2 separate regions of the Mus musculus genome follow, and region 1 is linked to region 2. The links are chromatin loops, found by intact Hi-C in ENCODE. Cell type or tissue: heart. All regions are shown on one strand.

Evidence for each region. Peaks named below come from ENCODE experiments on the same cell type or tissue, not always from the same donor. Only the 100,000 strongest peaks of a DNase experiment are listed, where the experiment ranks them.
Region 1: a loop joins it to region 2, with 1.8 times the contacts of the local background. A loop is called at or near these places in 2 of 42 quality-filtered maps.

The regions. Positions count from the first base shown.
Region 1 is chr7:126,027,922-126,035,921 of GRCm38, reverse strand. The region is part of intron 1 of Gsg1l (GSG1-like); the gene reads left to right. Among named protein-coding and RNA genes, the nearest start is that of Gsg1l, 50 kb to the left of the region's middle. In heart, no CTCF peak of the experiment used is centred here; no DNase peak of the experiment used is centred here; H3K27ac peaks cover 315 bases.
Region 2 is chr7:125,955,799-125,963,798 of GRCm38, reverse strand. It overlaps Gsg1l (GSG1-like), which reads left to right. Exons shown (of 7, transcript NM_001101488.1): 3 at 5,212-5,364. Gm51456 (a long non-coding RNA gene) reads right to left here. Exons shown (of 3, transcript XR_003946669.1): 2 at 5,200-5,464; 3 at 4,047-4,686. Among named protein-coding and RNA genes, the nearest start is that of Gm51456, 6.9 kb to the right of the region's middle. In heart, a CTCF peak has its summit at 3,973; no DNase peak of the experiment used is centred here; H3K27ac peaks cover 1,284 bases; H3K27me3 peaks cover 957 bases.

The sequences.
Region 1 (8,000 bases), 72 kb before region 2:
TTCTCTGTGTAGCCCTGGCTGTCCTGGAACTCACTTTGTAGACCAGGCTAGCCTTGAACTCAGAAATCTGCTTGCCTCTGCCTCCCAAGTGCTGGGATTAAAGGCGTGCACCACCACACCTGGCTTTATATAATGAATTTAAAGGGGAGGTTTTTTATTGCAATTAGAAGTAGAGAGCCAGTAGGACTTGCCAAAAATAGAAAAGGTGTGAGCATGTGTGTGTGTGCCTGTGTGTATGTATATATGTGTGTGTGTGTGTGTGTGTGTGTGTGTGTGTACACTAACCGAGTGTGAGCATAAATTGAAGCAATGCATGAGATGCGAGCTGGCAAGCTCAGTCTTATTTTGTTTTTCATCCCTGCCACATGAGACTCCACCCCCACTCCCTGGCACCTGTGCCCCTTCTCTCAGCAAGCATTAGAGGAGCAGTAGAAAGCCAACTTTTCCCTGGAAGTAACCTGGGGTGTTGGAAAGGGAGCCTGGAAGGGGAGTGGGGAGACTGTCTTGGTTAGGATTTTAATTGCTGCAGTGTAACACCGTGACCAGAAAGTAAGTTGGGGAGGAAAGGGTTTCTTTGGCTCACACTTCCAAAGCACTGTTCATCGTCAAAGGAAGTCAGGACAGGAACTCAAACACGGTAGGAACTTGGAGGCAGCAGCTACAGAGGGGCGCTACTTACTGGCTTGCTTCCCATGGCTTGCTCAGCTTGCTTTCTGCTAGAACCAGGACCACCAGGCCAGGGATGCTGCCACCCACAATGGGCTTGGCCCTCCTGCTTCAATCACTAATTAAGAAAATGCCTTATAGGTCTGCCTATAGCCTGATCTTATGAAGACATTTTCTCAATTGAGACTCCTTCTTTTCCAGTTACTCTACCTTGTTTTGAGTTGACATGAAACTAGCCATCACAGGCCCCATGAAGCAGTTTACACTGACCCTCACACTGTGAGCTCCCTACCAGCTGCTGGACTGCGGCCTCCCCACAAGGTGCCTCAGGCATCACTTTACCCTTTCACTGCCGAGTCCCACACCCTGCAGAGCGGCATGGCTTCCAAGCTGGGCCATTCCTCGGTTGTGCCAAGCAGGCTTCTGCCCTTGTATCCAATCCTTCCAACACATTCCTTGATGAAAAATGGGGATTCTGCATCCTTTCTTCCTATCCCTGAGTTTCGAGGTGAGTCTCCTGACTTCCTGGCACTTCAGATTTTTCATCCATGAAATGAGAGTGCTGCCCCTCCTCAGATGGTTGTGAGGGGTTCCCCCCCCCCCCCATTAAAGCACATGGGCATGACAACAGTGTGGAAAGGACTGTGGCTCTTTCCTGCCACCAGGGTTGGCTTCTTTGCTCTCCCTAAGATTCTTTTGAATGAGGGAGCAGAGGCCTTGAACTCCAGGTTTAGCAGAACATCTGGCTCACAGAAAGATCACAGGCCACTCAAGGCCCTCCCTGGCTCACACTTTCTGCATTTGGCCTCTGAAGTTCCTAAGCCTTCTCTCATCCCCAGCAGAGTATTTCCACCAGGGATGCAGTCCCATGAGTAGGCCGTGGACTTCCTGGATACCCTGGAACTGCCCTATCCTTTTCAGTTTCTCTTGTAAACATTTGGGGAAGAAGGTAGGTCAGGTCTTGCAGGAACCCCAAATACAGCAGGAAACAGCTCCTGGAAGGAGACCTTGGGAGTAGGGACAAAGGGTTATTTGCTGTCAATTGAGCACATACCAGGTCTACAGAGAACATCATCTCATTGGACAGCAGCCTGTCTCTGTCTAGGGTGATGCTGACTGCCTTAGGGAGAACACAGGTCTCCCTGTCCACAGGTGACTTTTGCTTTTTCCCTCAAGTGACAAAGGGTTATGGAGGAGGACAGTTCCCTTCCACCTGGTGGCGACTTGGGAACTGGATCTGGGCAACTCTCACAATGATTCTCTGCCATGGCCTGGGGGAAGGAGAAGGTAGGCCTCTCTCTGCAGAAGAGCCCCGTTGGGAGGGGCCATGCACCGCTCACGAGATCTCATCCAGACACAGGGTGTGCAGGCCTGGCTGCCATTTTGGGTGTGGTAGCATTGTCAGGTGGATAGGTAGCATGTCCCTCCATACTTGCATGTGCACTGTGTGACAGCTGTGTGGAAACACAAAGTTTTTGGTTCAGCCAACAAATTGCATTTGCTAACACGGAGATGTCTGGTTTGGTCTGGTCAGGTTGATTTGGTTTTGATTGGTTCGGTTAAGAGACGATATCATGATGTAGTACAGAGCCCTGAACTTACTATGAAACCCGAGCTAGACTTGAACTCTGATCATTTTTTGTGTTCATCTTGTGAGTGCAATGAGGTCATACATATGCAACCATCCCTGTGAGGCGGAGAGCACAGAATTTCTTTATCCCTGCGTCTCTCAGGCTGTGGTCATTTTCATAGCACCTTCCTACATAACTGTGGAACCTAAAAGACAGAGAGCCTGCCCTTGGTGATAGGGTTTGTAAAAGTGGGGACCAGAATACAGGACCAGGAGCGGCAACACCTGTTTTGTGTTTTTGAAACAGAGTCTTGCTATATAGCTCAGGCTGGCCTTGAACATGTGATCCTTTGGTCTTGGGATGGAAGGTATGCACCACCACGCCCAGCTAGAATGTCAACCATGAATAAGAATTTAGGTTCTGTGAGTCTGGAATCTTGTAGAATTAATCTGTCTCCTTGGTTTACCCACAGTTCCTCAAATGCCAGGGCAAAGGTGTCTGGAGGCCACGGTGGTGCCAGTCAGGGTGCTGGCAGGGGCTCTGTCTCCAGTCTGCCCTCCACTTGTAGAGACCATTATCTCCAGAAAAATGTCCCAACTCTGGACTCCTGCCAGGAATCAAGGCCTGACACCATCTGTAAGAGATAAATAAATCGAAATATCATCAGCGAATAAGTGTGTGCCATCTGCTGCCCTGTCAGTTCAACTGGCTGAGGCCTCCAGAGAACTCCAAGAAGTGCTTGCCAAGGCTCTGCTGCCAGCCTGGTGTGTGAGGAGAAGCTCCCTGCAGGGCCTGCTGGTCTGCTCTGGACCCAGCCCCCAGCTCTGTTCCTTCCAATTGGCCAGTGTGCGGCTTTCACCCCTGCCCATTGTCTCCTATTGGTGCATTTACCGGGGACCAGACTCTGATATTTTCTATTCTCCCTGCAAACTGAAATTACCTGCTATAGGAAAAGGTACCTGCATGCATGTCCAAGGCTCTGGCTCTTTGTGGGGCCCAACTCAGGACCAGAGTCCAACTCGGGGCCAGCCTGCAGCTGGCTCTCTTCTGGGAAACTACAGGTTCTTCTGGCTATTTGTGGAGTCCTGTTTGGAGACTTCCCACAGGACAAATGGGTTTCTCTAGATCCTGCCAACTCTGCTAAGAGACAGTGCAGGGTAGTAGCCAGAACAAAGGCTCTGTGCCACACTGCCTGTGGCTGTGTGATGTTAGACCCAAGCTTCTCATGCCTCAGTTTCTTCTTTAGGGCTGTTGTGCCGATGAGCTGCATGTGTAAAGAAACTGGAAAAGAGCTTGATACAAAGAGTGTGCACACCGTGTGGTGCAGAACAGGGGATGGGGTGCGCTTATGTTCTTATAGCACTCATGAGATGGCCTGGGTTACACAGTGAGTTGAAGCCTCTGTATTACATAGTGATACTCTTCTTAACCAAACTAGACTAAACCAGACCAGACCAGGCCAGGCCAGGCTAGACCAGACCAGACCAGACCAGGCATTACATAGTGATACACTTCTTAACCAGACCAGACCAGACCAGACCAGATCAGACCAGATCAGACCAGACCAGACCAGACCAGACCAGACCAGACCAGACCAGACCAGACCAGACCAGACCATGCTAGCAAATCTCTCCATGCTAGCAAATGCAAAGTTTGTTAGCCGGCTTTGTGAGGCAAAGGTTACACTGCCCTCCACCTCCTGCCTATTTCAGTCTCTTCCCACCCTTATTGCAGAAATCTCAGCTTCACCATCTGCTGGGGTGTCGAACGGAATCACAATCCCCAGGCTCAGCCACGGCTGGGGGCTCCCCACATTCCCCTCTCTCACCGATCAAGCTCTAGACCTGAGCTTCTGTGTTTTCATGCCAAGGGCAACTTGGCCAATCCGCAGCATCCTTGTATCTCTGCCAGCACTAGGCATCTGTCTCTGGCCTCTTTCCTTGTTTCTGCTTGTGGCTCTGCCAGATTCCCACCCTGCTCCTGCTGAGCACGCAGAATCACAGCTTCCTGCTCTGGCTTTCAGGGATGCTCAGGGCTCTCCTTGTAGGAGTAACGCTTTTTTACCTGAAACCCGGGGAAAGAGGAAACGATAGCTCTGATGTGTGGCGCCAAACCCATGGCAGGTGCTTTGCACTCTACTATTTCAATCCTTCCACAAACCTAAAGAAGGAGTATATTGATTCCTATTTAACCCATGGATTCACTTTCTGTGGTTTTGTCAATCAGTGGCCAGATATAATAAAAGCAATAAACAGGGAATCCCAGAAATAAGTAATTCATAAGTTTTAAGTTGTGAGGCATTCTGGGTACCAAGATGGGGTCCAGTGCCCTCTGTCCCACCTCAGATGCGAATCATCGGTTTGTCTGGCATATCTGTGGTGTCTAATATCCCCTCCCATTGGTCATCCTTTACAGAGAGACCATCACAGCATACCACTCAGGAGAGAAAGAGAAAGACCAGACTCAGAAAACTGTTACTACATTCTCACCGTGCCTTAGAGAGCACACAGTATCTACAGGACCTGGGACTCTGTAGTTTTTAGGCATCCACTGGAGATCTTGATATGTATAGCCCGTGCTTAGGAGGAGGCCATCGTATTTAGATAATTTCCCCTTGGCAGTCAAGGAAAAGGATCAGAGAGGTGGACCAACATACCAAAGTTGCACAGATAGGCAGAAGTAGACAATAAACATGAATCCAGACCTCACTTTCCTTAGAGTACTTCCTTTCAAGCAGAGAGTAATGGAAAGGAGGGTGGAGCCAATGCCTTTGCAGGTCTTCCTGATTTAAACCTAGCTAAGAGGCAGGTTTATACCCATTCCCTCATATAGACCTTATGTCAGAATAGAAGGCTTGACTGTTCACCCTTCACTGGAGAAGAAACTCTCCAACCGAATGACCTGAAAAGCGTTATTTGTCTGGTGTCTCTGGCTTAACGGGTGGCTGAGATGGGATTTGAACTCACAACCACACAAGCCTCCTTTTAGGGAGCTTGATCTGCCCAGCCTCCCGTTGACCCTGTTCACCCTGCCTTCTCTCATAGTCCACAGTGCCTCTTTCTCAGTGAGACCTAGACTGAAGGAGGAGCCTATTGGGTGACCTGGAACCTGGCCTGGATGTGAAGTCAAAAGTCAAAATAAGCCAGCTTTTCCCTCAGCTGGTGATTTCTGGGACCCTCCTCTGGCTCCCTGGGATCTGAGTAAGGATGGGTCTACTGAAAGCTGAAGCCACTTCATGAAAAGCAACTTCTGAGTCCAGTCCTCCAGCCATGCCTCTGAGGACAGCAGACCAGGGGGTCCTAGCAGGGAGGGAGGTCTGGGTGCAGAAAGCCAGCAGCCTTGGGGGAGTAGAACCTTGGGGTCCAGGAAGCCATGGGCTTCCTTTTGTCTTATTGAGAGTCTTTATAAGATGACTTTTGACTCAGTGTTGAGAGTTTGTTTCAAAACAACCATGCAGCAATGGGTTGGGAGTGAGTGAAGGCTAGCTGAGCTTTGCCCTGGCCAATGGTGTTCTCACTGGATTCCCAGGAGCCTCCCTTCCTGTCTGGACCGGCTCCCTGGGTGTGAGTAGGGAGCAGATATAAAATAATTATAAGGCATGGACCTTCAGAGTGGGAGGTGAGGCTCTGTGATGGGGCAGACGGTTGGTGAGCAAGGAAGAGTCCTGTGACAGAGGTGGAGGGCACTTGAGCTGGATCTTGAAGACTGGAGAAGATCCTGCTGTATAGACTAGAGAGGGTAAAGGTTTGAGTAGACAGGACCAAGCATAGAGTGTTAAGCATTGGGTTTCTATTGCTGTGATATAACGCCGTGACCAGAGCTTCTTGGGGAGGCAAGGCTTTATATCAGCTTTTCCCACATCCCAGCCCATCACTGGGAAGTCAGTGCAGGAACTCAAGCAGGGCAGCATTCTGGAGGTGGGGGCTGACACAGAGACCACAGGGGAATATGGGGTATTGGCTTACTCCTCATGGCTGGCTCAGCCTGCTTTCTTATACATCTGGGACTACTAGCCCCGGAGTGGCACTGCCTACATTGAGTGTGGCCCTACAGCATCAATAATAAATCAAGAAGCACAGCAGGCTTGCCTTAAGAGCCAATCTGGTGGGGGCATTTCCTTAATTGAGCTTCCTTCTTCTCCAATGACTCTTACTTGGCTGACACAAAACTATCCCGAACAAAGGGTCAAATGGTAGGTGACAACCTATAGAGTAAAAGTTGGTACTCAAAGACATAGTGTCTGTTGGGTTGGTACCAAGTGCATACTTGTGATCCCTGCACTCACGGAACCAAGAAGATCATGAGGTTAGCCTGGCAATATACAATGAGCTGTCTCAAAAAGCTAGAACTAAAATCCACATATATAGAAGATACAGTGTCTAAGGTGATCTCAGAGTGTTCAGACCTCTGCTTGGTGACAAAGTATGCTGCCCTCAGCGCCACCACTGGCCCTGTAGTGTCAACATACTTTCTTGTGTTCTCTTCCCTCTTAAGTCCACCAGACGCGTCCCATTCCCATCTCCCCTTCCACGTGCTTGCTGGTATGCTGGCTGCCCGTCCTTCAGAGCATTTCTCTGTAGACTTCTTGAAAAGGCTGGGAAGGGGGTCTTTGTTTCTTGCAGTCATGTCCTCACCCGCCTTGAATGTTCCAGGCAGTGAGGATACAGCAGTGAACTAGATTCTTGTGTCCATGAAGCTTTGTTGGTTGCTGAATCCAGCTGACGTCCAGGCGGATGCTGTCTTGTTTAGAAGAGCCAGGGTACCTTTCTCTGATGAGAGGGCTCTAGGGTGGCTGATGCCCCAAGATGCTTTGCTGTCAGAACAGAGGTTGTGTGAGGCCTGGGTTTTGCCTTCCTGGCTCATTGCTCTGTAACCAGAACCAAGAACCATACCAGGCACATAGTAGGCCTTCAGTAAAGTTTGGGGGAATATAGCTGCATTGGGTATGAAGCACTGATGTTGCTCACCTCGGGGGCAGTTGCTTGTATTTATCATTGTGTGTTCTACAGGAGGGGGCATTGCTATGATATGTTCATATGCATGTTGCATGCTTTGGCCACTTTCAACTCCCCTCCTCCTTCCCACATTCTATTTTCATGTTTTAAAATTTATTATTATTATTCATCATTAACGTGTGTGTGTGTGTGTGTGTGTGTGTGTGCGCGATGTGTATGGGTATTAGTGCATGTGTAGAGTCTACACAGTGCATGTGTGGAGGTCAGGGACAGCCCTATGGAGTCAGTTCTCTCTTTCTACCATCTATGGGTCCTGAGAATTCAACTCTGGCCTGCAGGCTTATTTATGCTCAAGCTCCTTTACCCACAGAGCTGTCTCTTCTGTTCTCTTTCTTCCTGTCAACTCTAGACTTTGCATGAAAGGAAACACACAATTTTTGTCTTTGTGGTACTGATTTTTATTTAACATGAAGATTTCCAGCTTTATCAATTTTCCTGAATATTTTCATTCTTTATGGCAGAGCAGAACTCCATCACATGCCCCTCCACCCACCTCCCTTCCCAGTTCAACTCTTCCTGGGTGCCATGTCTGGTCCTAGAACTCTACACTTGTGAATACTCCTGTGATAAGTGTAGGTAGGCAGGGAAGGAAAAGTATTTTTTAGGACTCAGAATTAAGCACTTCTAGGTAGCTTAGTATATTGACTTTGATTTTGATTCTTGAGAGAAAGCAGGGGGCAGGGGAGAGACAGGGAGGGAGAAGAAGGAGAGAGAGAGAGACAGAAAGAGAGAGATAGGGAGAGAGAGA
Region 2 (8,000 bases):
CTGAGTGGGACTCCTTTGAGCATACCCCAGGAGTGGCATAGTGGGTCACATAGTCAGTTATTTATTTATTTAGCAATGCCCTCCATGCTGATTTCCATGGTGACTATAGCAGTCTATAGAAAACAGTGTCCAGTCCCATTGTATCAGGTGAGGCCCAAGATTCTGCATGCCCATCACCAGTAACAGTGCTTCTATATGCTACTGGGACCACTGACTTGGATCTAGCTCTGATGGAAGACCAGGATTGACCACCACAAAAAGATGAACCAGGGAGGGTCCTTGATGGGTGGGGGATTCTCCAAACAGCACAGGAATCATTCTGGTGAGAGGGTCCCTGGGGGAAACATTGTTCAAATGGCATAGAGAAGTTACTTTTATGGAATTGAGGGCTCCAGTATCCCCAAAGGCTGACAGTAGTGGGAGGCTGGTACTACCTCAGCCAGGAGTGGAGGACACTTAGAGCCAAGAAGGCAGAACACAGCAAAAGCAGTCCTGGGCAGGATGACACAGGCAGAAAGACATGGGTGTCTCACTAGTCCTGAGGGCTGAGCCATGGGTCCAGGATGCTCAGGGTCTTGGCACAGAGCATCCCCTGGCAGAGGCATGGGAGGATGTCTGGGTGGGCACAGAGGGAGGGGGTAGGGTGAAGATAAATCTACAGAGAATCACCAGCATAGCAAGTAACTGCACAGAAGATGCTGAGCCTGAGTCTCAGCCTCCCTGTGACAGTTGATAGTAAGTAGGGGCTTTGGATGTGACTCAGCGGGCAGAGAACTCACCTAGCCTGAATCCAGGGATATAGTTTCCAGTACCACATCAAATTAGGCATGGTGGTATATCATATGGGTGGTGGAGGCAGGAGGATCAGGAGTTCAAGTCTATCCTGGGCTACATAGCACGTTGGAGGCCAGCCTAGGCTGCACAAGAAGCTGACTTCCTCATCCTCCTCACAGAACTGAGAAGTGATAGGAAGGTTTTAAGAACACATTATTAATGGAGGTAATAATAACTTTTAGAATATGAGGCTAAAACTGCTTCGTCCTTTGGTTCAACTCAATGTTTCAGTCTTTGAGAGGAAATAGACCTGTGTCACCAACATCTCAGCCGTAGATTCGGGGGACTCTTTATTGTCACTGTCTTGACTCACTAGCTCCCAGTAATGACACAGACAATTAGTATCTATTATAGCTTTAGCTTAGGCTATTTCCCAACAAGCTCGTACCACTTAATTAACCCTGTCTATACTAGTTTGCCATGCGGCCTGTTACCTCTATGTCCCAGTATATGTCACAGACCATTTGATTTCCTTCATGTCAGGCTGGCAAATATTATTCCCCAGCCCCAACCCCCACACCTGATTCTTTCCCAGAGAGCCTATCTCTGCCTGGAAGTCCCATCTTTTCTCTCCTGTCCTGCTATAGGCCATCAGCTCTTTATTAAACCAATCAGAAGGTGATGGAGACAAATGTTTATAAGATACTCAGGCAGGTGACAATCCAGTAAAAACAACAGTACCAAGGTCAAGGTCCTTGTACTCTATCCGGTGCCAGTACAGAAATCAACATCTGAATAATACAAAGACAACCTTTACACAGTGCACAAAAAAGATTATCCCAACAACTCTTATGTGCCCCTTGAGAGTGATGTTGTTTCCTTGGTGGTCAGGGCATCACTAGAAAGTCAGAAGAAGGTGCCAGTGTGGAGCACACCTGGATCTAGGGCCCGAGGTTGGGTTGCTGAGGATGGAGTATCTAGCACCCGTTCCCCAGAACTAGGCTGGGCTGATTGGCTAGAGTAGCTCCTTATCTTCTCACTGGGCTCAGGAGCACTTGCATGAGGGCTCCACCCATCTAACCCCAGAGCCAAGAATCATAACAACAGGATGGGCATGGTGGCACATGTAATCCCAGCACCGTGGAAGGGGGATCCAGTGCTAGGCTAGCCGGGGCTATACAGTCTTATCTCAAAAACAGAAGAAAGATAATAATCATAGAAATTGTAATTGTCATGCCAAGAGTAGCAACAACAGCCATGATAAAAGTGGGCACGAGGTATTCATTACAGAGCCAACGATAAGGGAGCCTGGTGTCCCACAAATCTCTAGTGCCCATAGAAGGCTTTGTGGCACATGGAGCCCTTTCTGTTCACCCATCTGAACATGCATTTTCCTCTGTACCCTCCAGCCAGGGTGGCCAGTGAGGAGTGAAATGAGACCCTGGTAGAGGCAGCTCTGAGATACGGCTTCCCAACACATACCCATCTGTCCTTCCTGCTTCCCCACATCTCACCCATGTCTCTTGGAGGCATTTCCTCAAGAAGGACTGCAGTGACTACTGTTCTGGGGAATAGTCACTTCCTGGATCCTCCTCCCACATACCCATTCCACAGAAGAGATCACTGAGGTTCTGAGTGGGCCTCTGCTAGCCAGTGAAACAGCCTTGATTTGATCCCAGGCCCCTAGAGTCCCCAGAGTTTCTGGGCAAGGACAATCCCTTCAGAAGCCCGCTCTGCCATTCTTGGAGGCAGGAATGGGAAGCAGCTAGTCGCATGCATAGTCAAGCACAAAGAGAATGAATGAATGAATGAATGAATGGATGGATGGATGAATGTTTTCTGGAAGAGAATGGGTGTATGCTTGCTGGCCGCTCAGCTCTTTCTCTACTCACACAACCTAAACCCAAAGAACGCTGCCATCCACTTAGGCCACTGTCTCACATCAATTGATATAACTAAGATAAACCCCTCAGGCACACCCGAGGTCCAACCCATTCTGAGCACAGAGACTCTCTTCCCAGGTGGCTCTAGATTGTGTCACGTTGACAGCATTCACTAGCCTCACCTTCCCAGCTTTGAGCCAGCCATCTCTCTTGTAGCCAGCTCTCCCAGCACTGAGTGGTCTTGGGTCCATCTCCAACCTGCCAGGCTTGGCTCAAACATCCTCTAGCAAATCAACGTGGCGTAGATGCAAATGCATGTTGGATGGATCTCCATTCCCACTGTTTACTCTCCACACCCTTCCATGGACCTACAAGTTCACCCTCCCCGTCAACGCCATCTTTAATCTTGATCTCTGTCAGAAGCCCCTGGGCTCCTCCCACAAGTCAGCATGTTCCTTCCACACAAAAGCATCAGCAGGTCGGTGACCAGGTCCCTCGCTGGGCTAACTTGAGTCTTACACAGTACCAAGAAACTGTTTCTCTTCAGTGCTGGCACCATGGCTCTGAGTATGACCCCCACTTTGAAGATGAATAAACTGAGGCACAGAGGTTCATTCCTGAGTCCTGAGTGGGAGTGGCAAGGAACTTGGACTGGCCAGATAGGAATTGTGTGCTCAAGACATGGTGCCAGGATAGGGGTCTGCAAGGAAACCAGGTAGACCAGAGGAAAGCAGGTGCTGTGCAGGTGGCAAGCATAAAGGAAGAAGAGAGGGTGACATTGTAGACATGTGTGGGGCAAAAATGGGGTCCTGCGTCTGCTCGGGGCTAGGGCCACTGGGTGAGGTGGACGCTGGGTGGGGTTTGACTGTACGAAACCCCATAGAACCACCGAGCAGGCGTTGGACTGTGAGAAGCCATGGGATCCCTCTCCGGGGTTGAGGAAAGAGAACACTCTGAGGTCCTCGCGGAACTGCTGGAGTCGGGGCTCCTGACTCTCAGGCACCACAGAGGAGCCAGTTCTGGGATCCCTGGGCTGCACAGAGGCCAGGGACGACAGGTTCTCGCTCTTGGACATTCCAGACGCCACTGTATGTCGCAGAAGAGCTGGGAACAGGTGGGGACCCTCAGGCGGACTCTGATCCGGGGGCGGGGGGCTGGGAGGCGGGGGGGGGGGGAAGAGTAGGAGGAGAGCTGTGGCAGGTTTCAGCAGGGAGGAGAGAGTCTGGCTAGTTCAGGTGGCTAGTTTGGCTGGCAGCTTGGTTTGGCTGCTGGCGGCAGTGGCTGATAACGCAGAGCGCCTCCTGGAGGGAGGTTAGATGCGCAGTTCTTCAGGGGAAGACCTGCTCCATTGCTGCAGCACGGAGGATCGCGATGAGACGAGGCAGTCCATGGTTTTAAGACGTTTATTGTAGAAAGGGAGAGAGTAGAGAAGCAGAGGCTAGCCAGGGCCATGTGGATTGGGGGGGGGGGGGAGGCAGAGAGAAGGGGAGCAAGGGAGCAAGAGTCAGAGCAAGAGAATAAGAGGTAAGATAGCAAGAGAACGAGGAGGGGCAAACAGCTCCTTTTATAGTTGCTTGGGCCATCCTGGCTGTTGCCAGGTAACTGTGGGGGTGGAGTCCAGACTAGATATTAGGAGCTTGGAGCATTGCCTACATGACCGATGGCTACACACTTCTGGGGGGAGGGAGAGTTGTGGGAGGCTGTAGCTGCAACAGGAGCCAGGGGCCCAGGAGGCATGGCCGAACACCTTCCGTCCTTTAGGGTCACCAGGTTTCCAGGCCTGTGCTCAAATGGGGACCAGGCTATCTGTGCACAGCTCACTGCTCCACAGACAGGAAAGCTAGCAATGTTAGCAGCCCAAGGTGGGCTGATATGGGGAAGAAACTGTGGCAACCCAGAAGACACACCAAACCACTAGAAGGGCTGGAGGGGCAGCGTCCTTCGGGAAGGGCCGGAACTGGTGATTTTTCTCACTGGAACCCTGTGACCTCCCGTCCTGGACTATCTCAGTGACATCATGCTCAGAGTCCTAGAGGAAGGCAGTAACAGGTCAGTGCTAGGTCAGTGACCAATCATCTGTGTCCAGGAGAGCAAGCTCACAGCCAAGCATGGCAGCACCTGGGAGAACCCAAGTCAAAGTCATGGACCCAGCAGTAGTGCTTTCCAGAAACAAGCAGGGCAGGGTACAGGGGAGAATGTAGGGCCAGCAAAGGTGTAGGCAAGGCTTGTGGTCAGGTAACGGGGTTTAGGGACCTTTGTGGCTCAGGTAACAGAGGGTCTCTCTACAATGGACTTAGCAATAGAAAACTTGCCCATGTAGAGTCTAGAGCAGGGTGCCCCTCAGGGCTGGGATGAAGGGACCCCATAAAGACTCCTCATTTGGATCCACTTTATACCCGCAGTGCCAACCTCATCCCACGCTGGTCCTTCAGGGCGCCATAGCATGGGAGCACATAGAGCTGCATTTGGGTTTGCAGTGACCTGCTGTTCTCAGTGGGTGGTGCTGGCCTGGTGAGGTGGACAGCCTCTCACCTGCTCTTACCTGTCTCTCCAGGGGTGCTGTGGCTGTCGGTGGTCTCTGAGGTGCTCTACATCCTTCTGCTGGTGGTCGGCTTCAGTCTCATGTGTCTTGAGCTCGTCCACTCCAGCAGCGTCATAGACGGGCTGAAGCTCAATGCCTTTGCTGCGGTCTTCACGGTGCTCTCAGGTAAGGAGCGTGGGAAGTAGCATGGTGGGGGGACACAACTGCTTATCTCCTTTTGCTCAGCACCAGGGGATGCTGTGTCCCCCAGGGCCTGGGCACAGCCCTGTGAGGATGGGAGAGCACAGGCTATTGCATCTCCTCTGAGCCCTGACCTACTGTTTATAAATATCCACAGTATGGGTGCCACAAAGGACAAGCATACACAGCAAGGGCCAGCCTTGTGATGCTTAGCATGATGTGGGGTGCAGTGGGTTGTGTGTTTGACTTGGGCATGAGACAAGGGGGTGATAGGAAGGGGTGCATGGACAGGGCTACAGAGGAGAGGACCCCTTCTGGCTGACATTGATGTTTAGTGGTAGAGCACATTCATAGCATGCCTGAAGACCTAAGTTCCATCCCTAGCAATGAGGGCTAGGAAAGGAAGACAGGTACAAGGAGGGAGGGAGAGAAGGAAAGGAGGAAGGAAGAAAGGAAAAGACTTCTCTCTCTTGAGCTTCCTCCTATGGGGGTGCTAAGGAAGAAACCCACCTCCCATAGGATTCAGAGAAATTGAAAAAGAACACACCAAAAACGGATACTGGCCCCAAGGGCCAGGTGTCTAGAATGACATCTCCAGACCCATGTCCCAGAGGGCTGAGCAGGGAGTGCCCTGGAAGAATATCAAGGTATTGTCACTGTCCCCAAAGCTGGCTGGGGACACACATCCCTTAAAAAGCCACATGCAAATTGAATTTCTATAAACCCTACAATCCCATTCTTCATGCGCTGGAAGAGCTGCCGTGGAATGAAACGGGAGCAAGGAGCTCCTGACAAGGGGCATAATCACCTCTAATTGAGGTATATATAGAAACCAGAGGGATTTCTTAAAGAACAGAGAGCTGAATTCAACGAGTTACAGCCTGCTCCCCAGATGCACTGCGAGGACCTGGGTAATTCAATTTCGCAATAGCAGTGCAGCATCGGGCTTCATCCAGTTCCCTGCTGCTCTACACTGAGACCCCTCCTGCCCTTTGCCTCCATCTTTTATCCATTTACTCAGTCAACATCCACTGAAGGTCTTCTGGGCTCCAGCTACTGGCTTGAGTTTAGGGAAAAGTGAAGGAAAAGAACTCCCTCTTGTGAAGTTTGCCATAGAAGGATTCGAGGTTACCATGATGCGGCCTGGGTATTTCTCTGTCCCAGGCAGGAGGGGCATCCTCACCTTCCCAGGGACTGTGTGGCTGAACTGAGGCGTGGAAGAGCTGTATGCAGTAGGACTTGGGAAGCAGGCTGTGTTCCCTTGGCACATAACTCAGGGAGGGACTGACACAGGCAAAGGGGTTGGGAGGAGTGTAATCCTGGGACTTCAGGTATTCAGATGGCAAGAAGACAGAGATGGATGTGTGTGTGGGGGGGCGTGTTAAGAGATGAGGCAGGAGAGATGAGGACCTTGCTGATGTCTAAAGCCCCCCAAGTTCATCCTGCAGGCAACATGGAGGCAATGAGCAGTTCAGAGCAAAGGGATGAGGGAACTACAGGAGCCACTCTGCACTTGGGGGTGGGTCTGGGTTCAGGGTGGAGCCCTGATGCAACCAAGTGGAACTAGGGAGCTGGGTACATTTCAGCTAGGCGGACATTCCAGCTATTGTGGAAACGGAGATAGGAAGCTCACAAGTACCAAGACTAGATTCAAGACCAGTTTGGGTAACTTAGACTCGGTTTTAAAATAAAAGATTAAAAGGAGAGCTGGGGATATGGCTCCACAGTAATGCTTGCCTAGCACAGTACCATCTCTAGTACTTGGGTGCGGCGGGAGGTGGGGGTGAGGATGGGGGTGGGGGTGGGTTCAGGAACAGAGGCACAGAGAGACAGGGAGCCTGGGAATAGAGGTAGGGAGGCTGCTGCAGTAATCAAGGTGAGGAATAGTGGGTACAAGAGATTAAAATGGGGACCCCCTCCATGCAGAAGGTGAAACCCCTAGCAACTTGAGATGGAAAAGGAGCAGCCATTAGGAAATGGCAGAGAGGTGAGGCCAGGCATGAGTCTGAAGAGTTCAGAGTCTGTGAACCGGTTTGGAAAACAATTTATCCCTTATTTCTACAGCCTGTAAATTGTCACTTGTCATTTCCTTTCACTGTGATGATGGGGCAGGCGCCAGGATGCTGTGACCTGCAGCGCCTATCCTTTCTTTCCGCATCCCTCGGCAGCTGCTTGCAGGTGTTCTGATGCGCAGCCTTGGGAGCGGGGCGTTTATCAGGCATCCACCGAATCTTGTTTAACATGCTCACAAAACAGCGTGCATGTTCCCACATGAGGAATCTGCGTGCTTTGCCAAGTTATTTCCTGCAATTGGTTCCCTCTGTCACCATATGCATTTATTTTATGCAGCTGAAAATATTGTTCTGAGAAGGGGGGTGGTCCATGGCTCCAAATGGCCAAGGAGTTTCTGACCCAGTTGTATAGATCCTTTCCTAGCTGGCCTTTGCCTTTAGATAGGCTGAGCAGTGGGACGACTAAGAAAGGGTGATCAGGAATGGGGCAGTGAGCTGGATGTAAAGTGAATAAGTAAATTAATAATAAATAAAATTTAAAAAGGATGACAGGAGGAATCAAAAAGAAGGAGTCAGTGATGTAGGGGGTTGGGTGTACCTACGGTGCTT